Regions from separate parts of the Homo sapiens genome. Here region 2 is linked to region 1. Evidence: chromatin loops called from intact Hi-C (ENCODE). Cell type or tissue: PC-9. All regions are shown on one strand. Each heading gives the region's core, and the rest is flanking DNA. Links, peaks and the distances in the headings are about the cores only.

Evidence for each region. Hi-C counts contacts between places; a loop is a spot of excess contacts. Peaks named below come from ENCODE experiments on the same cell type or tissue, not always from the same donor. Only the 100,000 strongest peaks of a DNase experiment are listed, where the experiment ranks them.
Region 2: a loop joins it to region 1, with 19 times the contacts of the local background. A loop is called at or near these places in 1 of 110 quality-filtered maps.

What each region holds. Positions count from the first base shown.
Region 1 is chr21:28,383,027-28,399,398 of GRCh38, forward strand. No RefSeq gene overlaps it. Among named protein-coding and RNA genes, the nearest start is that of LINC00161, 150 kb to the right of the region's middle. In PC-9, for the core only: no CTCF peak of the experiment used is centred there; a DNase peak (open chromatin) is centred at 10,465; H3K27ac peaks cover 935 bases.
Region 2 is chr21:28,082,322-28,098,693 of GRCh38, forward strand. The region is part of intron 1 of LINC01697 (long intergenic non-protein coding RNA 1697); the gene reads left to right. Among named protein-coding and RNA genes, the nearest start is that of LINC01697, 42 kb to the left of the region's middle. In PC-9, for the core only: no CTCF peak of the experiment used is centred there; no DNase peak of the experiment used is centred there.

The DNA.
Region 1 (16,372 bases), core at 5,694-13,693:
AAAAAGCAAACTATCCCCATGATCCAATTAGCACTAAACAATTAAGATTGACTTCCACCATAAAACTCAAATTTGTCCTTTTGTAATGCTGAGTACCATTCAAAATAAGTAGAAGAAGGTTATTATCATGTTCAAAATACGTATAAAAATAACTGCATGAAATTTTCAGTTTTGCAGTATGAATAAATTCTGGAGATCTAATGTACAGCATGGTTACTATAGCTATTAATACTGTATTACCTATTTGAAATTTGCTAAGAGATTAGATCTTAAATGTTCTCACCAAAAAAAAAATGTAACTATATAAGGTGATATATATGTTAGTAAGCTTGATTGTGGCGATCATTTCACAATGTATATAAACAAAATATTTCACCTTAAATATATACAATTTTTATTTGTTAATTATCCCACAATAAAGCTGGGAGAAATTCTAACACAAACAAAAAAAAAAATAACTGTACATTGATTGAGAGTTTAGATCATTCTGGAAAATCAACACAGGTTTACAAACCCAGAGCAAAAGAGAAATTCAACACTAACAAAAAAGAAAGTTGATATTCCACAGGCAGGAATTCTTACTTAAAATGTGAAATATAACTATTACTTTTTCAAGAGGATCAAGCCCACTTGCACTGAAGCTGTGATCCCACGCCACACAAAGAGGCATAGAAAGGACCAGCAAAAACCATGGAAGGTGGAAAATGATATTGGATTATTTTCTATTAAGTAACTTACATCATTGTCTATCTTGTAGATAGTCACAAACAATGAGATGTAAAATGAAGAAAAAAATTAACATTTTTATTTTGAGGGCATTGTCAAAGAATAAGATGCTATTCCCTGAAATTGAATGATTTTCTAACCTGACACTTACCATTCCAAGGCCAAGTGTTATTACTTCCTAGCTTTTCTGATGGAAGTTTTACCAACTTAATTCAAAGTTTCTGTGGACAGTGTTTAGTTAACATGAGTTATCCTTTTATTGATGATTTGACAATGTTGTTATGAATATCAACTTATGGTTTTTCTTTATATTAAATCAGCCCTTCTCCTCTTTTGTATTCAGCTCTTTCTTCTGGTTTTTCCTTATGGAAATTATTTCTTTGGAAACCCTTTTCTATTTTTACTTTTCTGTTTCTTATCTGCTATTGATCCAAAAAATAAAACTAAGACTCTTATAATTGTGAGTTAGGTAAAAGTAGATATACATTAAAAGCATGTTTCAATAATTTTTTCATAAAATAAAACAAAGAGTTTAATCACTTGAGAAATTGTGCCATTTTTTGAGATGTGGAAGACTAAAGAGAAGCAAATTTGGAGAGGAAAACAACTAATTATTATTTGTTACTGGATACTTTTGTCCATTCAATATCCAAGTGGAGAAACTGACTAGTATGTTGAGTAAATCAATCTTGGATTTCACCATTGAGATGTACGCTGGAGATGTAGTTGGGGGAGTTACCAGATATTGATTGTCTATAAAGCAATGGGACTAGGTGAGATTATTAGGGAGTGATGGTAGATATGGAGAAAAAAAGTAGATCACTGAGGCTTGAACCACTCCAACATTGAGCAATCAGGAAGAGGAATGGAATTCACAAATGAAACTGAAAGAAGAACCCTTGAGATAGGAGAATAACCAAGGGGATGGGCTTTAAAAGCTAAGTGAAGGAAATGTTTCAAAAGAAGTGAGTGTTTGATCAACTGTGGAGTAAGATCAAGATTGAAAACTGACTATTGGATTTGACAACATGGAGGTCATCAGGCCTTACTCAGGACAATTTGGGTAGAAGTTTGGAGAAAAAAAAACCAACCAAACTAATGTAGGCTTGAGAGAAAGGGAGAAAAAGAAACAGAGTTGGTGAGAAAATATAACCACTGTCAAGACTTTTTTTCAAAAAAAATTAAAAGCTGAGAAATGTGCCCAATAACTGGACAGAAAAGTAGAACCAAGGAAGGACTTTTTTTAAAAACATGGAAGATTCCAGAATGTTTGTATATAGAAGAAAATGCCCAGAAGAGAGGAAATATTGATGATACAGGAAAAAGAAAATATCATTTTATATGAGGAGTGAAGAAATTAAGATGTCAAGGATGACGTCTAAGTTTCTGGCTTGTGTACCTTAATGAATAGTGAAAATCTTTACCAAATCAGAAAATAGTGGAAAATTACGTTTATAAGAAAGATCATTAGTTCATTTTGTAACATATGTTAAGTTGCAGGAGTTGTGAGTTATCTAAAAGACACAAATAGGCAGTATGGCTCCTAGAAGATAAATTAGATCTAAAGAAATAAACTTTAAGACAACTGGACATGATAATAATTTAAGCCAAGGGTGAAGGCAAGATCTCCAAGGTCCTCTTAATTTTTTGTGGTTAAAGGATCTCCTATATCCATGAACTTATCACCCTAATTTGTGAAATAAAGAAACCATATTTTAAGGACCTGTTTTATATGTTCTGTACAGGATATTACCATGTGTGATGAATGTTTTAAATACTGTGAGTTTGTAAAGTTAATGTTATTTTATAGATGAAGAAACAGAAGTTTAGAGAAACTTTGCCCATGAAAAGTTCAAAATGGTAGAGATGGAGTTGAATCTAGGCTTATCACAACCCCAATGCCTGTTCTGTCTTTCAGCTACATGAGTTGGGATGTTTTATGATCCCCTCTGACCATTATAGTTACTTCTTAATAGGTTTTCTGATTTTCTAGCACCTTATCTCCATTCCTAAGCTTTTTTGTGGATAAGAATCACTTCCAGAGTATTGCCCTCCCCAGACAAACCAATAGTGTACACAATCTGCACATTTAATAAGCATCCTCAAGTGATTCTGATGCAAGTAGGCTGTGAATCTACAATGTAAAAGGTTAACAACGTAAACAATTTACATGCAACAATGTAAAAGGTTACAATGTAAAAGGATAACAATGTAAAAGGTTTGCTCTACTATAGTCTATGTGTGGTGTCACATTAATCCTCTAAAAGGAAAACTAACTCATGCTGCTTGCTTGATTAATAATTGATAAGTACTTAGAGTCTCCTATGACATGTCCTAGACCTACTTTTCAAGCCAGACTGTCTAAACCAATCTTACTATTTTTGTCTGTATTCCTAAATAATACCTTTTCCATCCACATAAATTTGAAGCTCCCCTTCCACACTCTTAGATGCCCTCTTCCAGATTCCTTACCTCCATGTTACTAAATAAAATCCTAACTATTTTTAAAGGCACAATTTTAAAAATCCATGTTTACTCTAGTTAGAAATAGGGTTTCTCATTTAACTAGTTGCATACACTAGATATTATCTTATCTTGAGTTATCATATCTTGAGTTACATTTTATGTGAGTATACATTTCTTATCACCCAACAGGGTACTACCTTCATGTTTCTTTGCATTTTCCACAGCAGTTTCCATAGCATAAGTATACATCAGAGATGGGCCATCGGTGTTTGCTAATTTAATAAATAAGGTCACCCATTAAGCCATATAAAGATCTTACTTCCACTAGGGAATTGAGGAGGCAAATTGAATATTGAAAAGGAGCTTTAAAAATGTCATCTACTTCACCATAAGATTTCACACAGCACTCAACCGTATAGACACAAATGTATTGGGGAAAAATTGCCTGTCTTCTGTAAACTAAAATCAAAGTCATAACAAAATTTTCTTACACATTTTCTCCCAAGCTTGATTATTGCAAGTAAACAATTAACTCAAGTAAAATTATTAGAGATGGTACTTTCCAAACCTTTCTTATTACAATCCCATTCAAGACCAAGGGGTATAAACTGAATCAGAAAAAGATGTAGGTGTACAATAAATTATTGTTAATCATACTCACCCTATTCTGCTACCAAATACTAGATGTTATTCATTCTATTAATACAAACCTGTAGTTTTGTACCCATTAACCATCTTCACTTTATCACCCTTTCCCAGCTACCATTCCCAGGCTGTGGTAACCTTTATTCTGTTCTCTATCTCCATGAGTCCAATTTATTTTTTAGCTCCAAGAAATGATAAATACTTAAGGTGATGGATACTCAAGTTACCCTGTTCTGATCACTACACATTGTATGTCTGTATCAAAACATCACTTGTACTCCATAAATATGTACAACTATTATGTACCCATAGCAATTAAAAATATATTTAAAAATTACAGGAAGAACAAACAGTACAGCAGTAGAACTATAATAGCCAGATGTATCAATGACAAACAATAAAACATCTGAAAACAAACAAAATAGAAATGTGGGCACAGTGAAGACAAAAGCAATAACTGAAAGTAAGTGGTTACAATCAAAATAGAAACACACAGCTGGCAAATTAGTTTTGCAGAAGAGTTTAAGTTTTCCTATTTCCTTGGCAACTGAAGAAGGTTGTGATGTTAACTGCTTAGACATCTGCATCCTCAGAACCATCTCCTCCTTTAGAAACTAGAATAAATACCAAAGTAATACTACGGGCCAGAATATACTACTCCTTAACAAAACCAAATGAAAGTAATGAAATAAAGCTTTTAATATGTGAATTATCTTTGGTTTAATGCCTGAGAGGGATTAATTATTTTTTGTTTTCTTTGTTTTCTTTAGAGAAAAGTGAACGTCCATGTAATGGCAGGAATTTCCTGAGGTTGCTACATTCTAAGTGTTTTGGACCCTCGAGCTAATCATTACAAACTATCCCTACACTCTTAGGAGATCTTTATTATTATTCTTTTTAGGTTAAAGTTGGCACTTGATTATAGACCCAGTTTGCTCATAGCCTGTAGAACATGGGCATGAATACCAAGAAACAGCCAAAGGCAAGCCAGATTTCAATCACAGAAGACTCTTATTTCCCACATTAGAATAAATTTAAACTGACAAAGGACAAAAGTCAACGATATAAAGTCAAAACTAAAAATACAAAGGATTTGGTATACAATTCAACATTCTAGAAATGTCAGTTCTTTTACCTAGGTTTTGTGTGTGTGTGTGTGTGTGTGTGTGTGTGTGTGAATCTCTAAAAACAGATGGTTATGTCTTAGTAGTCACAGTACTCAGTCTGCCATCTTGCCAGTATGTACCTGATCTGATTTAAAAGTGCAGGGACTTTTTTCCCCCAAATATCAAGCTTTGTTGTGATAATGTCAGAATTATTCATACTTGGTTAGGTACATAGGTACAGGTACAGGAAGCCACATATAAGAATCACCCAATTATTTACTGAATTTCATTTTTTGTTGTTATATGTGATATAAAACTTATGTGAAAGAAAAGATAGAGATTAATAGAATAAATTATCTTTAAGGGCATAATGCTATAGCTGTTTTTTAAAGAGCAGCTCAATCTCCTCTCCTCTCTTCTCCTTTTCTCCCTTTTCTCACCTTGCCTCGCTTCTCCCATGCTTCTCCTCTCCTTTCCTGTCCTCTCAGAAATGGAGAAATGGAGTTGAGTAGCTATGGGTAATTGCAAGTGGTTCAATGAAATATAGGCCCTTGGAAGCTCAAAGTTAACAAACGGAAGTTAATAATGCTTGCAAAGTGTCTTGAGGTGAAAATGTATTTTCCTAGTCACAGATATAAAAAGTAAATAACTAGTATGTGTTCATCTGTGAAATCTTTGGCATTTAAAATAAATCCTCATTCTCTGGGTGGGCAGCCTTGGAGGAGATGAAAAAGTTTTGGCAAATTAGACACTCAGATTTCTACTCATACGGTATCTCAACTTGGCTTCCTCTTTTGCTTACTCCTAAATAAATTCCACACAGAAGGCTGTTTTTAAAAAATCATAATAAATAATTCAGGAATTATATGTGCCAAATAATCGATTGAAATAATTGAGGTCAACAGGCATGTGGTTTGCACTCATTCCCTAAGGCTGCTGTGACAAATTACTATAAACTTGGTGGTTTAAAATGACAGAAATGTATTCAGTCACAGCTCTGGAGGCCAGAAGTCAAAATCAAGGCATCAGCAGGGCTGCATTCCCTCTGGAGACTCTACGGAAGGATGCTCCCTTGTCTTCCCCAGCTTCTTGATTCCTTGGCTTGTGGCCACAACCTCTTTGCTCCATCTTCAAATTGCCTTTCTTGTGTGCCTCTCTACTCCTCAATGGGCTACTTGGGAGGCCACTTGTTATTGGGTTTAGGACAAACTGAGATAAGTCAAGAGGTTCTCCTCATCTCAAGATCCTTAACTGCATCTGCAAAGACTCCTTTTCCAAAAAAAGGCAACATTTACAGGTTCCAAGCATTGAAATATAAACAAAGCTTTTTGGAGACCATCATTAAACCCACTAGAGAGTTCGCATTTCAATTCCAAAAATCATTTTTTTTATTTTTTTCTTTTTTGAGACAGTTTCATTCTGTTGCCCAGGCTGCAGTGCAGTGGGGCGATCTCAGCTCACTGCAACCTCCTCCTCCCCAGTTCAAGCGATTCTTGTGCCTCAGCTTCCTGAGTAGCTGGGATTACAGGCACATACAACCATGCCTGGTTGATTTTTTTGTATTATTAGTAGAGATGGATTTCACCATGTTGGCCAGGCCAGTCTTGAACTCCAAACCTCAAGTGATCCACCTGCATCAGCCTCCCAAAGTGCTGGGATTACAGGCATGAGCCACCACGCCTGGCCTCAAAAGGTCATTTCATAATAAAGGGTCTAGGCTTGGATATAAATAAATTATCAGCTATTATGTAATACATTCTTCAAATGAGATCATAAAGCTGCTAATCCAATTATTATTTATTATTAGAACTATGTTGGAATTATACTATAACACTGCTGGAAGTACAAGCAATGTTGTATAATACATGTTCCTAAAAGAACATATAAGAAGTGTTACTGAAATAACAAACATTTTCCTCTAAAGAATTGCTAGGCATGAATCCTGTAAACTCCAGCTAAATGAAGCTTAATAATAATAGTAAATTGAGTGTGCCATGCACCATACTAAGTGTTTCACACATTGTCTGGTTTAATCCTCATGATGACTTACAAGATAGCATAACAGACTTCTCTGAATGCTGATTCTTCCTTGCCATAACATCTCTTCCTTTCCAAAAAAAAAACATTTCTTATTTTCTGGTGTCTGGTATCTTACAAAAAGCTGGGTCTTCATTAAGTCAGTGATGATAATCCCAACCCCTTTGCTGGTGAGTGGATCAGGAATAGACATGGAACACAATTGTGGCCAATGATACTTGAAGAAAGCTACTGAGGGGGTTTCTAGAATGAAGTTTCTTCACACATTGTATTAGTTTGTTAGAGGTGCCATTACAAACTACCACAGACTGGGTGGCTTAAACGGCAGAAATTTATTTTCTCTTAGTTCTGGAGGCTAGAAGTCCAAGATCAAGATGTTGGCAATGTTGATTTCTTCTAAGTTCTTTCTCCTTGGTCTTTTCTCTTTGTCTATCTGTCCTCTTCTTTGAAGGACACTGGTCATATTGAATGAGAACCTACCCCAGTGACCTTATTTAACTGTAATTACCAGTATCCCCAAATTAGGTCACATTCTGAGGTACATGGGGTTAGAACTGATGAATTTGGAGGTGACATGACTCAGCCTACAACATGTTTAAAAAAACACACACAGAAAAAAAAAATCTTCATCATTTAAACATTGTCTCTGCTGGGTGTGATATCTAACAGGAAATGACCCTGTAGATGACAGAACAGTGGACAGAATCTAGAACCTTTCCGACATCATGAGACTGGGGCATCCTTGACTTAGGACTTCCTATTACGGATGATAGTTACTGTTCTTATTTTTAAGCAGTTGAGGTGTTTTTTTTCTCTCTCGCTTCTGCTACAGTATCTAATTTGTATAAGTAAATACGTTTATTTTCATTGCCATTTCACAAATACAGAAACCTTGTCAGGAAAGCTGGAATTCTGATCCAGGAATCTAACTCCTGCCTGAATGTCCATAAATAATAGGTCTGTGGCATCAAAATGTTCTCTCCAATACTCAGGCTTTCATTTCAGTTTTATAAAAGCCTCCTAGAGAAAAATTTAAAAGCAGACCTTAGAATATTACTAGCTGGTTGTTCTAGAAATCTAGAAGCAAGGAACTGTGCAAAGAATTAAGTCAGCCATGAAGGTATTTTGATGAACAAGAAAGTATCTCTACTAAGATAAGGTTAAAAAACAATAAGAATGGCTACAATATAAATACACAAAAGTCAACAGATAAAGAAAAAGTGGTATATATACACTATGGAGTACTCTGCAGACATCAAAAAGAATGAAATCATGCCTTTTACAGGATCATGGATGGAGCTGGAGACCATTATCCTTGGTAAACTAATGCAGAAACAGAAAACAGAGTACCTCATGATATGGTTTGGCTTCGTGTCCTCACCCAAATCTCATCTTGTAGCTCCCATAATTCCCACATGTTGTAGGAGGGACCCAGTGGGAGATGACTGAGTCATGGGAGTGGATATTTCCCATGCTTTTCTCATGATAGTGAATGGGTCTCACAAGATCTGATGGTTTTAAAAGTGGGAGTCTCCCTGCACAAGCTCTCCTTTTGCCTGCTGCCACCCACGTAAGACATGACTTGCTCTTCCTTGCCTTCTGCCATGACTATGAGGCCTCCCCAGCCATGTAGAACTGTAAGTCCAATTATACCTCTTTCTTTTGTAAATTTCCCAGTCTCAAGTATGTCTTTATCAGCAGTGTGAAAACAGACTAATACACTGCATGTTCTCACTTAGAAGTAGAAGCTAAATGATGAGAACTCACAGACACAAAGACAGACACAATGGATACTCAGCCCTACTTGAGAGTGGAGGATGGGAGGAAGCAGAGGAGCAGAAAAAAATAAATATTGGGTACTAGGCTTAGCATCTGGGTGATGAAATGATCTGTACAACAAACCTCCATGACACAAGTTTACCTATATAACAAACCTGCACATGTACCCCAAAACCTGAAAGTTAAAAGTCACTAAGCCAGTTAAATGAGATTATTGTTAACAACCTAATATACAAATTGTGCTCTCTCTACTAATCTCTGTAGATAGTTTGAGCCCAGTCCTTAATTCTCTTTGGCAAGAATTGCAAATTACCTTTAGCTACGGATTTCATTGTTCAATTGGTTTTAATTACAGCGTTTTCCATTACTCATCATTTTCCTTATTTCAAATTAAGCCTCTCTTTTACTTCTTCCCTTAAGAGGAAATGAGTGTTTGTCTTTTCTCAAACCTTCCTTTACATATTTGTATCACATGCCTTTTGTTTGCCTTTCTGGAATAAACCCACTGTTCTCTCATGTCCACAGATGCCTCATCATCCCAGCATAAATTATTCCAATGTTTCATGTATTTACTTTTTTAAATTTTAAAAAATAGCCTGCCTTTCTTCTTCTGAGATGCAATAATATAAAGAAACATGGACAGCCTATTTCTTGTGCTTCAAAGAACATATTCCTAATAATTTGGGCCACTATTTTGTTCCATTCTAGTGTTTTTATTGTGTGTGGAAAAATCCTTCAGGTTAATTCCTCAGTTTTACTCAGAACTAGAATGCCTGGCAGTGTGAGGTCAGTGTTATCACCAATTCTCAACCAGCATCAGGAAGGACCACACTTAACCCAGCTGTGACTGATAAATAACTCCTGGCTTAGCAGAAACTGTGAGCTTGTGTGCGATGGTTAAGCAATGTAATAAAGGAACCAGCTCTAGTGGAGAGACTCTGAGCTCCAGAAGACTCACTGAGGTCAGAGTCCCTCTGCCTTACTTTCTAGTGATATATGTTTTGCTCTATTTTCTAATTTACTTTGGTCCTATTTGGCTTTAGGGGTATATTTTTCTTCAGTGACTTTTACTTTGCAGCTGATTATGGCATAAGTACTGCTGCAGATGGCTTTTTTGGCCCCAATTAATGGCCTCCCTTTGCCATGTGACTTTGCAGCTCTTTCCACCAAGACATGAAGCCTGTCCTCCAAGTCTTTAATATAGAGCTGGCTTTGTACCTTTGTACCAATAGCATCTGGTGAAGGTGGCAGCTAACCACTTCTGAAGGTAGGCCTCAAAAAGCCCTTTGCACATTTTCACTGTCTCAGAATGTCACCTTTGCTAGGAGAACAAACCCTAGATAGCTTTCTGGAAGATGAGAGACCACATGGAACAGAGACCAATGATCTCGGCTGAAGACAACTTCAACCAGTTCCCGGCTGACCCACCAACTGACCACAGATGCAAGAGTGAGCTTAACCAAGATCAGCTGAGGTTGGCCCAGATCAGCAGAACCACCAACCCAGTCCTAAGTTCACAAACAAAAATAAATTTTCATTGTTACATACCACTGTGAAGGAAATGGCTGTGCTTTACTCAGTAGTAGTCTGAGGTGGCTGCCTGGTGCAGCATGACTTAGCAGGGTTTGGAATGCAGGCGCACAACTCTGCTTGTTATATAACCATGCCACGTGAGGTGCATTAGGTGATCACTCATCTGAGCTCGTACTTGGCTCACAGCCACTATTGTCTGTAAAGGTGTAATTACTCTACTTAAGGCTGTACATACAGCTTGCGGTTTGCACCTGCGGCTGACACCCAGGCTCACTCACGCCCAGAGAGAGAGTAAAAGCCATGTCAAAACTGTGTACAATTCTTCGAGTATTTTTCCAGCTACCTGCCATTGGTCTATCCACTCCCCTCAGTCCTCAGTTTGGGCTGGAACCTGACACTTGGCATGAAAACTGGCATCACGAACAGGATCCCAAGGTGGGTGAGCCTTTGGTCCCCGCTGATTCTTGGTTGGCTCTGTGGCCACAACATGGGTTGTGGTACCAGACTGCAGCTGTGCTGTGAGGATGGGCTCTGGTGGAGACTGGGCGGTGGTAGGTGGGTCCCTTGTGAGCATGGAGAAGGCCCTGAAGTTGCTGGAAGCACAGAGCACTGAGAAGGAAGGAGCCTTTGCTGGCAGAATTGGATGGGCATTTTTGACTGCGCTTGGAGTACACACCCAGTCCCTGAGGGATGCCACAGACGTAAGGGCTTTGCAGACATAGGCGAGGCACCTGGAGGCCTGGCTACACAGTTCAGAAAAAGAATTAGAAGCTGCCATGAATGGGGACCTCCAGGCACCCCCTGGAAGCCTGGCTACAGAGCTTGAAAAAGGAATTAGAGGCTGCTGTGAATGCAGGCCTGGAGGCCATTGGTGGGACCGAGGGGTCTGTGCAGTAAAGAAGGGGAAGATGCCCATGGGAAAATAGGGGACCCCAACCAGTAACACACTCAAAGATGTGGATAGATTTGATTTTGGCCAGGGTTGAGAAACAGAAAATTGATAAGCAGCCCAATGAAGTACTCTTAACTTTGTGGAGACAGTTGCCTCTGGAACAGCAATTCCAGAAAATGCCCAAGAGGAAGAAGGGGAGAAGGACATTGCTGCGTGATCTGGTCCCACCTGGGGTGTTCCAGCTCAAAGACTATGTACTGAAGCAAGGCAGGGATGTAAAGCCTTTTCTGTTTATGAGGGAACTGGCCGAGGTGCCCAGCTTGAGGGGACACTGGGCAACCAGAAGCCACATGTGAAATTGACAAGCCACTGGTCCCTGCACCCAGATAAGTTTCCAGGCAAGGCTGCATAGACAGCTATGAAATGTCTATGGTCAATGAAAGTGAAATCTGTATCTCTGCACCTTGGCATCAGCCACCTGGCCCCTGGTTATGCACTGTGTATGTCTCTCCCATACCTGTATACATTCTGGGGGTGGACACTTTACACAGCTTGACAGCTGTCTCATCTATCACATATTTGATGGACTACTTGACAACAGAATTGGGACAGTACCACTATGGGGTGGACTTGACTAATGCATTTTTTTTTACAGAGTCAGGAACAATTTGCCTTCATGGGAAGGTGACAATGGACTTTCACAGTGTTACTGCAGGGCTATGTGCATAGCCCCACCATATGTCATGGTCTTGTTAATGATATTATCCATGGTCTTTTTAATGCTATCAAGCTAACCTCTAATTCTCTTGCAGATTTAGAATCGGCAGTGCTCCTCTTGCCTGAGATTGCAATGGTGCAGCTGAGACCACCTTCCTGGCAGCCAAGTGGGCTATTCAGCAGGAATAAGCCCTGTGGATAGTTGAGCAGGGGCTCCCATTCGAGCTGGATGTGCATGTGACCACAGATGGTTTCAGCTGGGGCCTGTGGCAGCACACGGAGTGCTTGAGAACACCAGTAGGCTTTTGATCCCAACTATGAAAGGGAGCTGAGCTCTGGTATTCCTTGATAGAGCAGCAGTTAGTAACTGCATGTGCTGCCCTTCAGGTTCATGAGAGCTTGGCAGGATTGGTTACAATCTTCATGCAGACAACTTACCCAATAGCAGGATGAGTGCATTCATGGATAATGACCCCCTGGACTGGGATGGGGGAGACATCCACTTTGGCAAAGTGGAGTGCCTACTTGGAGCAGCAGAGTACACTGAGCACAAGTCCCTTAGAAGTCTTGGGAGCTGCAGTCCTATGCAAGATAAGGCCATGGGGCCTGAGGCACCCCTAGAATTTGAGCCTTTACCATTTAAAGAAGGACATCCCTCCATTCCCAATGGGGCATGGTACACAAATGGGTTTAGCTGAGGTGGTACTGCTGCCTGGACCACTGTTGCAATCCAACCTAGTACTGACACCATATGGTTTGAAACCGGGTGTGGGCAAAGTAGCCAATGGGCTGAACTTAAAGCAGTATGGATGGTGATCACCAAGGAGGTGACACCTATAGAAATGTGCACTAATAGCTGGGAAGTTTATCGAGGCTTAACCTTGTGGTTAACTACCTGGAAGTTACAAAATTAGCTATTTGTTCACCGGCCCACGTAGGCCAAGCCATGTGGCAAGATCTATAGGAGGAAGAATGACCTTCTCTGACCAGGTATAGGGATGAACAGTAACCTATTGTTGCCTGTCCTGATGCCCCTGAAGTCAGAAGAACAGAAAAATTGGCTGTGGCCATGGACCCTCCAACCCCCCAACTGCCTGTGGTTGGCCATCATAGCTCCCTGGGAGAAGTGCCTACAGTATGAATTGCCTGTCACTCCTTGGCTGTTCAGTGCATGCCCCCCATGGTTGACTGTTCATAGGGAAACAGCCAGGGGATGAACCCTCCTCTGGGGGGCATATGTAATATCTGTGTTGCCTATTATGAGCTCCCCTGTGACTGTGGCACAGACACAGGACCCAAAGCAACCATGGGGAGGTGGAAGGTGTGGTATTATCAGCCAGAGCAGAAGCCCTTGGTAGGTGCATTGTTATCCAGGGATGGAAAGTTAGCCTGTTATTGTTGTTGTGGGTTAAGGATTCAGGGATCTGCCCTTTGGGCACATGTCCCTGCACAGAGGATGCTTTCAGCCTATGGGGTGGAGTGTAAGGGAAATGGCTGCATGTTATTTTGCAGTAGGTTGAGGAAGCCTCCCAGCGCAGCATGAATCAGTAGGTTTGGAGTGTAAGTGCACAACTTCACACATTATGTAACCAACACTGTGTGAGGCACATTAGGTGATCACTCACATGAGCTTGTGCTTGTCTCAAAGCCACTATTGTCTGTAAAAGGTATAATTACCCTGCTAATGCTTTACATATGGCTTGCAGCTCATGCCCAGGCCCATGCCCAGGCTTGTGCCCAGGCTTGTGGCTTGCACCCATGGCTCATGCCCAGGCTCGCTTGTGCTGAGATAGAGTAAGAACCGTGTCAAAACCGTCTGTGATTCCTCAAGTGTTTTTCCAGCTCCCTGCCACTTGTCCACCCACTGCCCTCGGTCCCCAGCTTGGGCTGGAACCCGACACTTAGGATGACAAGCATTATGGTCTTGTGGATGTTAATTAGACAGCATTATTATAGCATAAAAAAAAGGCACAAGCCCATTTCTAATAATTATTGTATTTTCCTAACCAGTACATATGATTTTTTTTAGATTATCTTGTTTTCTGTTCATGATCGCTTGACATTCTATCTCTTATTTTATTAAAAGTTGTGACATTCTTTGCCATCCTCAGGAGAGGAGCTGGTTATTTTGACTTCCACAGCAATATGCCTAGCAGCCAACCAGGCTGAAGTGAGTGTCTAAATAAGACTATTTAATGGATAATTTTCAGGTTTCTCAGATGCACCACATTTGCTCTATCCACTCTGTTTTTCCTAACCTTATCAGATTTCATTCTGTCACAGTCCTAATCCATGAAATCATTGTAAATACTGTCTACCCTTTGACCTCATTTGATTAGTAGAAAACATGCTGTCACCAAGCCAAGCTTTGATCTAAGGGATCTTTCTTAAAGCAATGAGAATAATCACTATTCCAGTAACAGCAACAGTTGTTGAACAAACAAGATTTACCTGGGGATTTGAAGCAAGGGCAAATTTTTCCTCTCAGTTTTTTTTTCAAATAAATAAATTAATAGAAGGGCAAAAGCAACAGGAACTAAAAGTATAGATTCCTGTACTACCTAGTTATTGTTTTTTTCTAAATTTGAAAGTCTTATTCACAAGATAAACAGCCACGTCTATTTTTGAAATTTTTTATGGAGGCAAAAAATTCAAGGTGCTAGATTGTCCTGCTTTGACAACTAAAAAGCGGGGGGAAATCCCTGTCATTTACAATGGATGCAGGTTAATTGTCTGAAAGACTGGCATATAAAAGACCAGTTTATTTAGCTAAGGTATGCAGGTCATTTGAATAGCACAATTAGCAAAGGTGAGCTGGGGGAGTATGAAGGAAATTCAAGGAATCTTCATTTCTGACAACTTGGTGAAGGATATCTGACCTAATACCATAGTGTATAGGTGATGGATTTCTATGAAATTGTAGTTAGTGTGGGAAGAGCATAAAAAGTGTATAGCCAGAAGACAGAAGCCAAAAGCAAAGAACTAGGTGCAGGACGGATGATGGGTTAAAATGAAAAAACAAAACTGAAGACAAAGAGAAGCCAAGAGATTTCAGAATGCAAAGACAAAATGGGGGTAAGGAAAGGAAAGAGAAGATCACACAGTCTATAGACCATTACCAAGTGAGACTATCCAAAGCCATGAAAGACAGGCATAGGCATATACCTGAGTTTCAGGAGTACCTCTAAGAGACTCAGCCAATGTCATCCCATTTTCTGAAAGCAGGAAAAAAAATAAATAAGCCGCTGAAAATTAGATTTTCTTAACAAATGGCTGAGGATAAATAGTGCATAGGTACATGAGATATATACTAAAATTAAAATGTAAAAAAAAATTTAGACATTTAGGGAAGAAGCCATCTTTTTTGAGAAGTACACCAGTTTAATAAACTCTAAGCTCTTCTGTTTGCTGATAGTCCTCTGGGCTATGGAAATACTCTGGTTATGGGACTATTGCAGCTATGAGAATAGTACAAGATGAAGCTTCCTGTTATCGAGCTTCACAGGTAATCTGTGTCCTCTGACATTCCTGACTGTTGCTCACTACACAAGAGCCAAGAAAGCAGGGTTGAATCTCATCACCACAGCATGTGTCTATTGCTATTTCATAGTCCCCTCTTCCATCTGCTAAAGATGGAACATGATCTATCTTGCTCACTCTAATTTTTTTTTTGCCTTAAAAACTGGGCCATGAGTTAGAGGCATGAATAGAAACCATCTCTCAACTCCAGGAGGCTTTGCAAATTACAGACTATGAAGTACTTGACATATAGTTTCTAAATACAGTTAATCAAAGTTATAAAACCTAAGAAATAAATAAACTCAAGATTTGAAAATCTATTTGAAAAGTATATAGCTATAGTCCTATCCCATGATAGAGTTCATTTACTTCATCTCTTTCCTTTTCCACCAGAAAAAAACTAAGTATTAAACATAGAAGTTTCAGAAACCTTCTTACAAAACTGTCATAAAAGAACATCATATTTCATGCATATGGGATCATGCTTAGATCGAACACAAAACTAAGACCATAATTTTTTGAGAAAATTTATAATTAGATTTTATCAAATTCAAGTTGTTAAGTATTGTTCTTTTCTTACTGACATTGTGCATAAATGGCTTGAGATCAGAGTTTGCATTATTTTTCATTTTGTGAAAATTATCTTGTTATATTGGTAATATCATTTAAAAATCTTTTTTATTCACAGTAGTTCTCTAATCTCTTTAAAAATATATTATTTCTTTTTATAAGAACTCATCTGTGATTATGGGAGTTAAAAACTTTAAGCTTTTAAAAAATGCCCTTGTTTGTTCAGAGCCCTTCTGTTTCTTACTCAGAATTTGACTTCTATATAATAAAGAGAAAACTAAAATTTTACTCCAATATTAAGTTTCCTACTTGGTTCAGACAAACTACCACTGGATGACACACATACTTGTTGGAGTGGACAATAAATCATCCCATCTACAAT
Region 2 (16,372 bases), core at 3,483-11,482, 300 kb before region 1:
ATTCTAAGTAGACTATAGTAGGCCAAAAAAATTCAGAAGATAAGCTGACATAGTACGGACTCTGGAATGTGTCAAACATCTACTCTCGTAAACACACAGACTTTCAGGTAGGAGATATAAATTTCTCTCTCTGCTATGTCTATTATCTTGCCAAACAGCCCACTTAGTTGCATAAGCCCCTGCACTCTGCAGACAGCTTTTAAAAGAAACCTAGAGTATGTTGAAGTTCAGCTGTATCACTAACATTTCCATCACTTTTTTGAACTACAGCTTTAATTTTCACGACTCAACATAGAATCAGAATATACAAAAGAAGTTAAGACAACACAAAGTAACAGCAGTAATGTCAACAACATTTATACATGATAGATTAGATAGACAGACACACAGATAGATAGATAGATAGATAGATAGATAGATAGATAGATAGATAGATAGATAGATAGATGAGATAGGTAGATGGATGGATAGATGATAGATAGATAGATAGATAGATAGATAGATAGATAGATAGATAGATAGATAGATGGGATAGATATGATAGATAAGATAGATAGATGAGATAGAGAGAGAGGGATGGGATGGGATGGGATGGGATGGGATGGGATGGCATGGGATGGCATGGGATGGGATGGGATGGGATGGGATGGCATGGGAGGGGATGGGATGGGATGGCATGGGATGGCATGGGATGGGATGGGATTGGATGGGATGAGATGAGATGAGATGTATGTATATGACTCTGTTTTGCCTCGTCTGAAAAAGATGATCGCTCAGTCATGAAGCATTTATACTTCTGGTATTCTTAATATCAGAAGAATCCCATTAATGGCAATTAGATCAGAAAAACAAATACTCCTCTACCTGGATCCATACTTTCTGTATGATTTGGTTTGGTTTTCTGCCTCACTCCATGGCCAAGGTGCTAATTATGACTGATATGTGGCTCTAAAGGAGGAAAGGTGGCTACCATAAATTACATAAGCATAGAATTAAATAAATTATATTTTAAAAAGGTAAGAAAGACTCAAACTCATCATGTTCTAATTATTTTACTATACTTTATTATCTGTGTTCTTGAGGTTATGACTATCATATTCATGTGCCACAGTACTTTTTAAAATTTTGCATTCAGTGGCATCGTGTTGGTAGCTCGAAAGTGACCATATTAGAGAAATTTACACCACAAAAATCAGCAAATGCAACCTGTCAGAACTCCCCTTACTATATCGCCCCCTACATACATTCCAGAGAGCCTACTGTTTAACATTCACCAGCACATTATGACAAAGGATCAAAGCCAAGAAAGAAGTTTCTGGAAATTTGTAATGAACTCTAAGCCCAGACAAAGAAGCCCAATATTCTGCCAGAATAATGAAGAAAATAACATCAATTTGATTGATGTCCTCCTGGGTGACTTCTGAGAGAAGCTCAAACTATTTTGATTCATTTAATAAAAAATAGTTAACACATAAAGAAAAGTATAAGGATATTATAACTAAGCACCTTTTATACACCATATAAATTTTACAAATATTTGTTACTATATTTTATTTAAAAACTATATATGAGACCTCAAAAAGTTCATGGAAAAATATAATTAAAAGAATAAAAAATATAAATAGTATTTTTCTACATAAGCTCCAACAAATTCAAAATAAGTAAGTGATACCAGTGATGATACCAGCCATTTAGTCCATTCCTAAGAAAGTGAGTCCTGAGAATATAGTTATGTCAATGCCGTCGTTTCTCCATTATTAACTGAAGAAAAATTGGTGCCCTTTAAAGGTTTTTTTAATATTTTGAAACACAAAGAAGGAACCAATCAGAACTGTAATGCGGATGTCTAAAAATTTCCTATGAAAATACTCATAAAATTGCCCTTGTTCAATAACAGGAATGGGGCAGGAGGATTGTCGTGGTGGAGGAGGGCTCTCTGGTGAAGGTTTCCCGGGCGCGGGGGTGGTTTCTGCTAAAGCTTTGGCTAATTTTCTCAAAAACACTCCCATAATAAGCAGATGTTATTGGTTTTTGGCCCTCCAGAGAGTCAACAAGCAAAATGCCGTAAGAATCTCAAAGAAATCTTTTGCCATGAGTTTTGCTCTTGACCAGCCCAGTTTGGCTTTGAACAGACCAATTCTACCTCTTGGTGGTAGTTGCTTCAATTGTGTTCTGTCTTCAGGATCATACTGGTAAAGCCATGTTTCATCTCCTGTTACAATCCTTTGAAGAAATTCTTCATAATCTTGATCCCACCTGTTTAAAATTTCCATTGAAAGCTCTGCTCTTTTTTGCAGCTGATATGGGTGCAACAGTTTTGGCAATCATTGAGTGGAAAGTTTGCTTAACTTCAATTTTTCAGTCAGAATTGTGCAAGCTGAGCCAATTGAGATGTTTATGCTATTGGCTATTGTTTCTGCTGTTAATTTCAGTCCCCTTTATTTGGGGCACAAACAAGATGAATTTTTTCCTCAAAAAATGACATGAATTGTCTGCCCCTGCAGGCTTCATCTTCAATATTGTCTCGTCCCGTTTTAAAATTAGTTTTCCATTTATAAACCACTGAATCCTTTGAGACATTGCCCCCATAAACTTTTCTTAATGTATCAATCATTTTACCATTCTTTTATACAGGATCTACCATAAATTCGATGTTTGCTCTTGCTTCAACTTTAGCAGAATTCCTGTTGCTCTGATAGGGGCTCTTTTCAAACTAATGTCTTATCCTTCTCTTTGTGCTTCAAGCTAGATGCAACTAGATCCTGTTCAAATATGTTGTAACAGCTTAGTACAAGTTTATTTTGATGCAAAAAGTTTTTGAAATCCATGCATAGTATTTTTTCCATAAGCTATTGGGTTACACGTGGTATTTGGTTACATGAGTAAGTTCTTTAGTGGTGATTTGTGAGATTTTGGTGCACCCATCACCCATATATACATTGCACCATATTTGTAGTCTTTTATCCCTTGTCCCCTCCCACTCTTCCCCAAAAATCTCCAAAGCCCATTGTATTATTCTTATGCCTTCACATCCTCATAGCTTAGCTCCGACATATCAGTGAGAACATATGATGTTTGGTTTTCCATTTCTGCATTATATCACTTAGAATAATAGTCTCCAATCTCATCCAGGTCACTGCAAATGTTGTTAATTCATTCCTTTTTATGGCTGTGATATATATCACCATTTCTTTATCCACTCACTGATTGATGGGTATTTGGTTTGGTTCCACAATTTTGCAATTGTGAATTGTGCTGCTATAAACATGTATGTGCAAGTATCTTTTTCGAATAATGACTTATTTTTCCTCTGAGTAGATACCCAGTAGTAGGATTGCTGGATTAAATGGTAGTTCTACTTTTACTTCTTTAAGGAATCTCCAACTGTTTTCCACAGTGGCTATACTAGTTTACATTCCCACCAGCAGTGTAGAAGTGTTCCCTGTTCACCGCATCCATGCCAAAATCTTCTGTTTTTTGAGTTTTTGATTATGGCCATTCTTGCCAGAGTGAGGTGGTATCTCATTGTGGTTTGGACTTGCATTTCCCTAATCACTACTGATGTTGAGCATTTTTTTCATGCTTGTTGGCCATTTGTATATCTTCTTTTGAGAATCATCTATTCATGTCCTTAGCCCAGTTTTTGATGGGATTCTTTGTTTTTTTCTTACTGATTTGAGTTCGTTGTAGATTCTGGGCATTAGTCTTTTGTCAGATGTATAGATTGTGAAGATTTTCTCCCACTCTGTGGGTTGTCTGTTTACTCTGCTGACTGTTCCTTTTGCTGTGCAAAAGCTCTTTAGTTTAATTAGGTCCCAGCTATTTATTTTTATTTTTATTGCATTTGCTTTTGGGTTCTTGGTCATGAAATCCTTGCCTAAGCTGATGTTAGAAGGGTTTTTCCAATGTTATCTTCTAGAAATTTTTTTTAGTTTCAGGTCTTAGATTTAAGTCCTTAATCCATCATGAGTTGATTTTTGTATAAGGTGAGAGATGAGGATACAGTTTTATTATCCTACATGTAGCTTGCCAATTATCCCCGCACCGTTTGTTGAAAAGGGTGTCTTTCCCCACTTTATGTTTTTGTTTGCTTTGTCGTAGATCTTGGCTGTAAGTATTTGGGTTTATTTCTGGGTTCTCTATTCTGTTCCATTGGTCTATACGCCTGTTTTTATACCAGTACCATGCTATTTTGATGACTATGGCCTTATAGTATAGTATGAAATTAGGTAGTGTGATGCATCCAGATTTGTTCTTTTGGCTTAGTCTTGCTTTGACTATGGGGGCTCTTTTTTGGTTCTATATGAATTTTGGAATTTTTTTTTCTAATTCTCTGAAGTATGATAGTGGTATTCTGATGGGGATTGCATTGAATTTGTAGATTGCTTTTGGCAGTATGGTCATTTTCACAATATTGATTCTACCCATCCATGAGCATAAGATGTGTTTCCATTTGTTCATGTCATCTATTTCTTTCAGCAGTGTTTTGTAGTTTTCCTTGTAGAGGTTTTTTAACTTCTTTGTTGGGTATATTCCCAAGTATTTTATGTTTTTGTTTTCTTTTGTTTTGTTGTAGCTTTTGTTGTAAAAAGGGTTGAGTTCTTGATTTTATTCTCTGCTTGGTCACTGCTAGTGTTATAGGAGAGCTACTGATCTGTATACATTAATCTTGTATCCAGGACTTTGCTGGATTTTTTTTTTATCAGTTCTAGGAGGTTTCTGGTAAATGATGACATCGTCAGCAAACAGGTGACAGTTTCACTTCCTCTTTACTGATTTGGATACCCTTTATTTCTTTCTCTTGTCTGATTGCTCTGGCTAGGACTTTGAGTACTATGTTGAAGAGGAGTGGTGAGAGTGGGCATCCTTGTCTTGTTCCTGTTCTCAGAGGGAATGCTTTCAGCTTTTCCCCATTCAGTATTATGTTGGCTGTGGGTTTGTCATAGGTGGATTTTATTACATTAAGGTATGTTCTTTGTATGCGGATTTTGCTGAGAGTTTTAATCATAAAGGGATGTTGGATTTTGTCAAATGCTTTTACTGCATCTATTGAGATGATCACGTGATTCTTGTTTTAAATTCTGTTTATGTAGTGTATCATATTTATTGACTCCTGTATGTTAAACCATCCCTGCACCCCGGTATAAAACGCACTTGATCATGGTGTATTCTCTTTTTGATATGTTGTTGGATTCAGTCGGCCAGTATTTTGTTAAGGATTTTAGCAACTATGTTCACCAAGGATATTGGTCTGCAGTTTTCTTTTTTGAAGATTCATTTTGGAGCTGATTTCCAGTTTTATTATACTGTGGTCTGAGAGAGTGCTTGATATAATTTCAATTGTCTTAAATTTATTGAGGCTTATTTTTATGGCCTATCATATGGTCAGTCTTGGAGAAAGTTCCATGCACTGTTGGATAGAATGTGTGTTCTGTGGTTGTTGGATGAAACGTTGTGTATATATCTGTTAAGTCCATTTGTTCCAAGGTATAGTTTAAATCCATTGTTTCTTTGTTGACTTTCTGTCTTGATGACCTGTCTAGTGCTGTCAGTGGAGTATTGACATCCCCCACTATTACTGTGCTGCTGTCTATCTCATTTCTTGGGTCTATTAGTAATTGTTTTTATAAATTTTGGAGCTCCAGAGTTAGGTGCATATATGTTTAGAATTATGATATTTTTCTGTTGGACAAGGCCTTTTACCATTATATCCTGCCCCTCTTTGTCTCTTTTAACCACTGTTGCTTTAAAGTTTGTCTTGTCTGATGCAAGAGTAGCTACCCTGCTGGCTTTTGGTGTCCATTCACATGAAATATCCTTATTCATCCCTTTACTTTATGTGAGTCCTTATGTGTTAGGCGAGTCTCCTGAAAACAGCAGATAATTAGTTGGTAAGGTCTTACCCATTCTGCAATTCTTTATCTTTTAAGTGGAGCATTTAGGGCATTTACATTCAATGTTAGTATTGAAATGTGAAGTACCATTGCTTTTGTCATGCTCTTTGTTGCCTGTGTACTTTGATTTTACTTTTTGTTTTCACTTTCTAACTTGTATTTTTGTTGTATGTGTCCTGTGTGATTTATGCTTTAAAGAGCATCTGTTTTGATGTGTTTCCAGTATTTGTTTCAATATTTAGAGTTCCTTTTAGCAGTTCTTGTAGTGGTGGTTTGATAATGGCAAATTCTCTCAGCATTTGTTTGTCTGAAAACAACTGTATCTTGCCTTCACATATGATGTTTAGTTTCACTGGATACAAAATTCTTGGCTAGTAATTATTTTATTTGAGGAAACTGAAGATAGGGTCCCAATCCCTTCTAGCTTGTAGGGTTTCTGCTGAGAAATCTGCTGTTAATCTGATAAGTTTTCCTTGATAGGTTACCTGATGCTTCTGTCTCACAACTCTTAAGCTTCTTTCCTTTATCTTAAGTTTGGATAACCTGACGACAATGTGCCTAAGTGAAGATCTTTTTGTGATGAATTTCCTAGGTGTTCTTTGTGATTCTTGTATTTGGCTGTCTACGTCTCTTGCAAGGCCAGGGAAGTTTTCCTCGATTATTCCCCCAAACATGTTTTCCAAGTTTTTAGAATTCTCTTCTTCCTCAGGTACATTAATTATTCTTAGGTTTGCTCATTTAACATAATCCCAGACTTCTTAGAAGCTTTGTTCATATTTTCTTATTCTTTATTGTCTTTGTTGGATTTGGTTAATTCAAAGACCTTGCCTTCGAATTCTGAACTTCTTTCTTCTACTTGTTCAATTCTATTGCTGAGACTTTCCAGAGCATTTTGCATTTCTAAAGGTGTGTCCAAAGTTTCCTGAATTTTTTATGTTTTTTTTTTTTCTTTAAGCTATCTATTTCCATGAATATTTCTCCCTTTACTTCTTGTATCATTTTTTGGATTTCCTTGCATTGGGCTTCATCTTTCTCTGGTCCCTCCCTGATTAGCTTAATAACTAATGTCCTGAATTCTTTTTCAGGTAAATCAAGGGTTTCTTCTTGGTTTGGATCCATTGCTGGTGAACTAGTATGATTTTGGGGGGGTGTTGAAGATCCTTGTTTTGTCATATTACCAGGGTTGGTTTTCTGGTTTCTTCTCATTTGGGTAGGCTCTGTCAGAGGGAAGGTCTAGGGCTGAAGGCTGTTGTTCAGATTCTTTTGTCCCCCTGGGTGTTCCCTTGGTGTAGTACTCTCCCCCTTTTTCTATGGATGTGGCTTCCTGTGAGCTGAACTGCAGTGATTGCTGTCTCTCTTCTGGGCCCCACCACCCAGCAAGTCTCCCTGGCTCTGGGCTGGTACTGGGGGTTGTCTGCACAGAGTTCTATGATATGAACTCAATGGGTCTCAGCTGTGGATACCAGCGCCTCTTCTGGTGGAGGTGGTGGAGGGTGCAATGGACTTCATAAGGGTCCTTAGTTTGGTGGTTTAATGCTCTATTTTTGTGCTGGTTGGGTTCCTGCCAGGAGGTGGTGCTTTCCAGAGAGCATCAGCTGTAGTGGTGTGGAGAGGAACTGGCAGTGGGTGGGCCTAGATCTCCGAGATTATATGCCCTTTGTCTTCTGCTACCAGGGTGGATAGGGAAGGACCATCAGGTGGAGGTGGGGCTAGGCGTGTCTGAGCTCAGACTCTTTTTGGGTGGGTCCTGCTGAAGCTGTTGTTGGGGATGGGGGTGACATTCCCAGGTCACTGGAGTTATGTACCAGGAGGATTAAGGCTGCCTCTGCTGAGTCATGCAGGTTGTCAGGGAAGTCGGAGAAAGCTGACAGTCACTGGCCTCACCCAGCTCCCACGCAAACTGAAGGGCTGGTCTCACTCTCACTATGCCCCCGTAACAGAGTCAGTTTTTAGGCGGAGGGTGAGAATGGCTTGAAAATTTGCTGAATGCTATCCATCTCCCAGCCCCCAGAGAAAAGGGCTTTAGTTCCTCCCCCTGCCTGTGAAGTCTGCAGGCCAGATTCGCGCCCTCCCCTGAGTTCTGGCCAGGAGGCTTCTTGCCCTGTTCAAATGGTTACAAAGTTCAGCTAGAGAATTCCTTCTCCCTGTAGAGTTTTACCCCCTGCTCCTCTGGCCGCCCTCCGGATGGATCTTTGTGTTGCCAGGCAGGAATGGGCTGCTTGGGGACCCAGTGAGCTCCGAGGGCCTTTCTGCTGCTTCCTGTACCCCTGTATTTCGCTCAGCTCTCTGACTTGACTCAGCTCCAGGTAAAGTCGGAAACTTCTCCCACAAACACCTTCAGCTTCTCCAGTGGGGGTGTGTGTTCGGGACACTCCCTTTCCCACTTGCACAGTTGGGACACTCATAGTATTTGGGGTGTCTCCCGGGTCCTGCAGGAGCAGTCCGCTTCCTTCAGAGGGGCTGTGGGTCTTCTTGGGATTGCTACTTTATTCTTGAAGTTGATCTGGAGCTAAAATTCACAGTGCAAGCCTCCGTAGGTTGCTCTGCCTGGAGCTTCAATCTAGTCCTGCCTCCTGTCCATCGTGATCCCCTGAATCTCAGCACACATAGTATTTTTGATAATACATATTTTCCATGAAGTTTTGAAGATCCTATGTATTTAAATTTATTTTCACCAATTTTATTTCTCTTCCTCATATCCCAGAGTTAACTAATTTTCTAAACTTGGTGTTCAGTACTACCATTTTTGTTATTTCACACACTACATAAATATCTAATACAAAAACACTATCTTGTATTGCACTGACAAAATATATACGTATTTTTAGAAACTTCTTGTTTTTCATCTTTATTTGTAATAATTGATTCATGTTGATTCATAAAGCTTTGCTCAGGTATGGTTAAACAACTGCTAAATTCCAGTATTCTATTGTATGAAAACGCCAAAATTTGTCTATCTAATTTTTGACTGATGGTCATTTCTAATTTTGCCTCATAGCAAAAAGTGCTACAGTGAAAATATTTGCTTTATATACAAGTCTTTATATAAAAGTGCAGTGGATTCACTAGGCTACATACCTACACACACATACACATGTAATTTTTTACTTTTTGGGTTAGTGGATTTTTCCCTAGATTTGTGTTGCCAAACTGCTTTCTCTTATGTTGATACTGATTTATATTCCCATCAGATATGGGAATTTATTTCTTTTTTCTTTTCTACATCTGTATCTTCACCTGGTACAGTTACCTTTTTAAATTTTGAGGGAAATGGTTTATCACGTGTGCTTATTGGATTTTTCTCTTCTCATTAGCGAACTGATTTTTCTCCCTGTGCTAATTTAAATTTACTCTTTGGAGAATTACCTGTTATTTTTGTGAACATAAAAAGGTCAAATTGTCAAGGCAGACTCACATGGATTAGTGCTGTTATCCCATGTCAAACTTCACTGATAAGTACAAGGGTACAAGTAAACACAAGCCACTTCCAGAAAAGCAAGGAGTGGCCTGGGACATCTATGACAGCTGCCCAGATCCTTCCTTTTCTTATCATCACACTCTGTCCCAGGTTAATAAATAGGGGGACAATGAAAAATGTAATTTGTGTATTTAATGTTCATTGTTTTTAAATACCATATGCTTAAATTATTATATAACATATAAACATAATATCCCTATTTAAAATAGCAATTATAAATACCAAGATAGAAACCAACAATTCCTCTGCCTTCACACGCCACTCCTATTATCATAAACAGTTCAGTATGAATAGTTTTTCATATCCTTTCAATCCTACTAATTTATGAATAAATAAATTAAAACTTTACTTGGTTATATTGTTTCTAAACACATTAAATCCATACCTATTACAAAAATCTCTAGTTAGTAGTTTAGGTCTATATCAAATTTAAGAGAAAAAATTAAAAAATGCCTTCAATATGAATGATTCCATTGTTAATGATCATTACTTTTTTGTGCATATGTCCTTTCAAATGTTTTTAGTTTAAGCTTTACTAAAATATTTACTATGAGCTGAGTGAAATGATAAGTTTGGTTCAACTGGTAAATTGCTCTATTTTTGCTTAAGACAAACTATCTGATACTGTTCTTTATATTAAGACTCACTTTGTTAAGTGAGAGTTTTCTTAAATGGTCTGTTTCATATAAAATATCTAAATTGTTTAAAGCCCTTACTAAAGTTACTGTATAAAAGTAATTCATACGGACTACATTTCTTGACACTAATGGCATATAAAATAAGCAGTACAAATGCATGAAGAATGAGAGATTTTTGATAACTTGACTTAACGTTTCATAGATTCATTCTGTAGCTAATTAGTTTTTCTTAAATTCTGCTTAGTCTAGTAGCAACTGTGGGCATAACATTTTTGGCATCGCGAATCAGACATTCTAGATTAGTTGGTAATGATAAAATGACTTTTGGTCCTGAACGCTTACTTTATTCTACTTGTATACATCGTGCATAATATTTTTAAGAAGTAAAATATGCAATGAAAAGTATTCTACAGAATAAAAATTCTGGCAGTGAAATGTATTAACAGATATTTGAAGCATATTTTGTAAAATGTGTATTCCTTTGCAGAAAATATAAATTGACGTTATGATGTTCAAATACTATTGATCTTGTGTTGGGTTAAGATTTTTAGGAGTATAGTTTATAGCATTTCAAATATTTTTCTGCAAAGCCAGCATTAAGTTATTTCTAAAAGTTTGATCTATTTAAAAATGCTAAGATCTTGATTATTGGCTCTCTAAATCCTGCAGTTCAGGACATTTTGAACAAGCTGCAGAATTCTAAAAGACAGAATACGTATTGAGAAGAATATAAAATAGCCAAAAGCCAATGGGTTATCCTTATGCCAGTCATAGTATAAAGTATTCAAAAACACTTGTTTAATTTATGTTCCAGCTAATATTTGACAGTTATTACATAGAAACACATAATAATATGATTTATTTTATATGTGAAAAGATAACTTTACAACTTTATGAACAGCAGGTAAATTGAGGAAAGATGCTACTAGCAGTAAATATGCTCACAGTCAGACTGAAACCTGAGTCTCCTTTGAAAATTGATTATGGGCTGGGTTCAGTGGCTCACACCTGTAATCCCAGCACTTTGGGAAGGTGAGGTGGGCAAATCACTTGAGCCCAGGAGTTTGAGACCAGCCTGGGCAACACAGGGAGACCCCCTTCTATAAAAAATAAAAAGAGAAGAAAAGAAAAAAGAAAATTAATTATGGATAGATATCAAATTGGAAATTACCATTGATTAAATGGATTGTTACTGTTGTTGTCATTGTTTTCTCAATTAATTGCATTAATATGAGAGACTCCTGAGGGTACATCCTATGGTTTGGTGAAAAGAGCAAATATTAATAATTTGGGATCATAAGAACCAGTTGTATTTCTCAATAATAGTATAATTTCCAGCACACAGCATTGTTAAAACTAGAGTTATATCTGCAAAATACTAGCTATATTTCTATGCAATGTAGATATGTTGGAAATAAAACTGAAAAAACTTTGTAACTGCACTTGAAGAGCTTTCTGATCTTCTTATCAAGAAAGTTTTCTTAAAATGCTAATTAAAAGGAGCATTTAATCAAAGAATCCAATGTGCCTGGTGTGTAAGGCATTCTTTTTCATGGTTTTAAGACATTTTCACAAATGGCATCTATACACAAAACTGATAATGATGAAACATCTTTAGTCTGCCATTCTTTAAGAAATTATGGTATGAGTTCATACTTATTAAAAAATTGTCTATGATGATGTTTATTTCTGCTTATATAATCTTATGAAAATTGTATTAATAAGAGGGGATGTTTAACAAACCTATTTTAGAAGTGTTACATCAATTTCACTGCCTTTTCCTAGAGAATTAAGAATGAATGTGACATATAACGTCTAACCCCTAATTTGGAAATTAAATTTTCATATTTATTTAAGTTGATTTTAGTCCAAGTTTTGAAATGTGATTAGACTAAATTCATAATTTAAAATATTTTTGAAGGAATCCATTAACTGATCTTGTAACCAGGATTTTTGTGTGACAAATGATAATAGTTATATTAGGTATCTCTACAAAAAATATTGAGGATTTTTCAGTGTCATACAAGCCATGCAGTACTGATCCATGCTTTTATGAACCCCCTCAAATAACCTTGCTGCAATGGGTCATATACTGGGCTTCACTTTGAAGACCACCCAAAATCTCCATCTGCTCCACACAGAATTGCCATCCTGCTAGTATGTATTCCATGGTCTACAGCTGGTATTAAACACATTCATTCACGAAGCAATTCAATATGATAATTTTCATTTAAGTCAAAAGTAAAATATTATTATAGCAGTTACATTCACGATTATCCCAATTTCCAACAAATACTCCTGACAGCCAGCTTTGGTCTCATTGCCATAATATCAATCTCTATATTATCATTTCTAGAGACAGATGCACATGCTATGGCCATGACCATAATTCTCCTCTTTAGAATGCAGTGGCTGGCTTTCTGTGCAGCAGATTAGACACTCTATTAAGTCATATAGATGATAAATGATAAAAGATAGATAGATAGATAGATAGATAGACAGACAGACAGACAGACAGATAGATGGTAGATGGGGGTGGGGGAGTGAGGGGAACCAGGCTTTTGGTTATGAACCTAATCTAACTTCCTGTGTGACATTAATGTAACTCTCTATTGAAGAGTTTCTGTACTTTTGACTAAATCTCTCAACTAGAGCTATAATATTTCAAAATTTCCAGCTTTCTGACAAACTAGTTGAATAAGAGACCAGGTCTAAGAGCAGAGATGAGCTGTAGCCCTATGAGGAAAATGATCAAAATTTGGAAAATTGAATGTACTTAGAATAGTTGATTACAGATAGCTATATTCTTCCAAAATCTTCTTCAGTAAATAGACTTTTAGAATACAAATGTACTTTAAAACTTTCAATATATGTTTAGAATGATACAACAGAAATAAAAATCCTCATTCTTAACTTTAGAAATTAAATTCAGATTAGAGGGGTATTAATTAATTTTTGAAATTTTTGAGTCAGGAAAACTTTAGCAAAAAACTAGTATCATTTTATCACAATACAGATGAGGAACTTCAGCCTTAAAGATACTAAAATTTATGGCTAATGAATCAGGTCTAAAACCCAGATCTAATTACTTACCAGCTTATAACCAGAATCAAAATGTGTGTATTTATTATTTCTCCCCAATTCACACATTTTTACTATTCAATTTGTGGTTTATTTTTAACTTGTAGATAATTTGTTTTAAGATTAATAGTCTAGATATGAATATGCCTCTTTTAATAAGTATTTTAAACCTCAAAATATCATAACTATTTTATAATGCATCACAGTATTTAGGAGATTCTTTGAAGGGTTTCTAAAACAACTTTTATAAAAATAGTGATATTTGTGTTTATATCCACCTCCAAAACTACACGTTTGCTTATATTTCAGAATATTTTGAAAAGAAGAAATTTATAATAAAAGTAGCTGCTGTTCACAGAACATCACTGTGTATCTGACAGTGAGTTGAACTCTTGAGGAATGTGTGTTTTATTATTAAATTCTCACAACTTAAACCATGTTAATCACTGTTCCTTCCATTTTACATAGGAGGAATCTGCATAGATTAGACGAAAAAGTTAAAAGGAGTATGAATGAAAAAACTACGTGTACAAGATGTCCAAGATGAACAAAACTATACAATAAAGTTCATTTCAATATACAACATGTATTATATTCAACAAGGCTCAAATTTTTTGATAAAAGGAAACAGAGACCTCTTTTTCTAGCAGGAAGATATTTTTCTTGGGATGTTTTGTTTATGCTGGCTTGAATAACACTATGGTGAATATCATAAGATTAATTCATTTTTAACATCTCTGTAAAAGCCAAGGATGCAGTGTGTCCGTGGGGAATTTAAATCATACATTTTAACACACATATTAAAATTATGGATTCTCAAGTAATGATAAATTAACAGAACCCTTTGAGTTTTTTTTAATTATAAGGCATTTTTTGTTTGTTGGTTTGTTTCTGTTTTTTGAGACGGGGCCTCGCTCTGTCATCCAGGCTGGAGTGCAGTGGCGCGATCTTGGCTCACTGCAAGCCCCGCCTCCCTGGTTCAAGAAATTCTCCTGCCTCAGCCTCCCAAGTAGCTGGGACTACAGGCACCCGCCACCATGCCCGGCTAATTTTTTTGTATTTTTAGTAGAGACGGGGTTTCATCATGTAAGCCAGAATAGTCTCAATCTCCTGACCTCGTGATCTGCCCTCCTTAGCCTCCCAAAGTGCTGGGATTACAGGCATGAGCAACCACGCCTAGCCAATTATAAGGATTTTTAATTAAGAAAATTAATTTTTTTAAATGTGACTTTTTATTTAATTCTTTGCTAAATTAACTGTATACGGGCCTACAAGAAAAATATTCTGTTTCCATTCAAAGTAAAATTATTTGTAAAATATTAAGCCTACTAATAATGTCATCACCATTATTATTTTAAACAAAATAGGAGACTTGTGCAAAGACCACTCTCATCTAAAAGCCATGACCCAACTACCAATATGATTTTCTTTAAAAAAGAAATAAGAATGCTTTTACACTGTTGGTGACAGTGTAAATTAATTCAACCATTGTAGAAGACAGTGTGGTGATTCCTGAAGGATCTAGAACTAGAAATACCATTTGACCCAGCAATCCCATTACTGGGTATATACCCAAAGGATTATAAATCATTCTTCTATAAAGACACATGCACGTGTATGTTTATCGCAGCACTATTTACAATAGCAAAGACTTGGAACCAACCCTAATGCCCATCAATGATAGACTAGATAAAGAAAATGTGGCACATATACACCACAGAATACTATGCAGCCATAAAAAAGAGTGAGTTCATGTCCTTTGCCGGGACATGGATGAAGCTGGAAACCACCATTCTCAGCAAACCAACACAGGAACAGAAAACCAAACACTGAATGTTCTCACTCATAAGTGGGAGTTGAACAATGAGAACACATGGACACAAGGAGGCGAACAACACACACCAGGGCCTGTCAGGGGGTGGGCGGCAAGGACAGGGATAGCATTAGGAGAAATACCTAATGCATGTGGGGTTTAAAACCTTGATGACTGGTTGATAGATGCAGCAAACTCCCATGGCACATGTATACCTACGTAACAAACCTGCACATTCTGCACATGTATCCTGGAACTCAGAGTAAAAAAAAAATTTTTTAAAAAGGACTTTGCTCTGCTTAGAAATGGGAATAATTATGACAGAACAATATTAATGGAAAACACATGGTAGATATGAATGAACACTGTGAAACGTTAGGAAGCAGGGAATGAAAAATTGCCTCCTTGACAATAGTAAAATTTCAACATGATCCCTGAGAACCATCAGATTTTTAAATAGCATTTTCTCCCCGCTACCCTGCATAGGGTTTGAGTTTCTAGCAGGCTCCTAGGCGATGCGAGTGCTGATGCACGAGGTCACACTTTCAATAGCAAGAGTACAGGCACCACTTAAAGTAACAATTCACATAGATCTGTTTATGACTTAAAAGTTAATAAAAGTGTTCTATAGGAATGCTAGGAAAGAAAGAAAGAAAATTCTAAAGAAAAAAATAATAATTCCTATAGTCTTCAAAGTCTGAAATAATCATTCCCATATGGAGGCATTTCCTTCCAATTATTTTTGTTTGTATATAGTTAACTAATAGTTACCTATTTTGACATCTAACTTTGTTACTTAAGAAACCATGGGCATTTTCCCCATGTAAATATTTTTTTCATAAAACACCTTAAGGCCAACAGAATATTTGGCCATTTAGTTATACCATAACTTATTAGCCCAGTTTCTCTCCTGTGAAATATTTCGATTATTTCCAGTGTCTTATTAGTATAAATAATATGTGGGTAAATAATTTTAAAATTTCTGATTATTTTCTTATAAAAGGTTTTCTAAGAGTTGGATTACTTTGTCAAAGGATATGAATGGTTTAACACTCTTGAATTATATTGCATATGCTGAGTCTATCTCAGCATTATTGTTTTAAAAATATGCTTGTCAGTTGAATAAATGTAAACTAGTATTTTCACTTAGTTTATTTTATTACTAACATGCTTTTATCCATTTCAATGGCTCCTGTCCTGAGAACCAATTTATGTCTACCAAATTGTTTCTTATTTTAACTCAATAATCATGTTAGAGTTCCTTTTATATTAAACATAAATTCCTTACAAGTATTTTCCATTTTTGTCTTTTTTATTTATTTAATTTTTTTAATTTAATTTTTGTGTGTGTGTGTGACGGAGTTTCGTTCTTGTTGCTCAGGCTGGAGTGCAAAGGTCCAATCTCGTCTCACAGCAACCTCCACCTCCTGGGTTCAAGCAATTCTCCTGCTTCAGCCTCCCGAGTAGC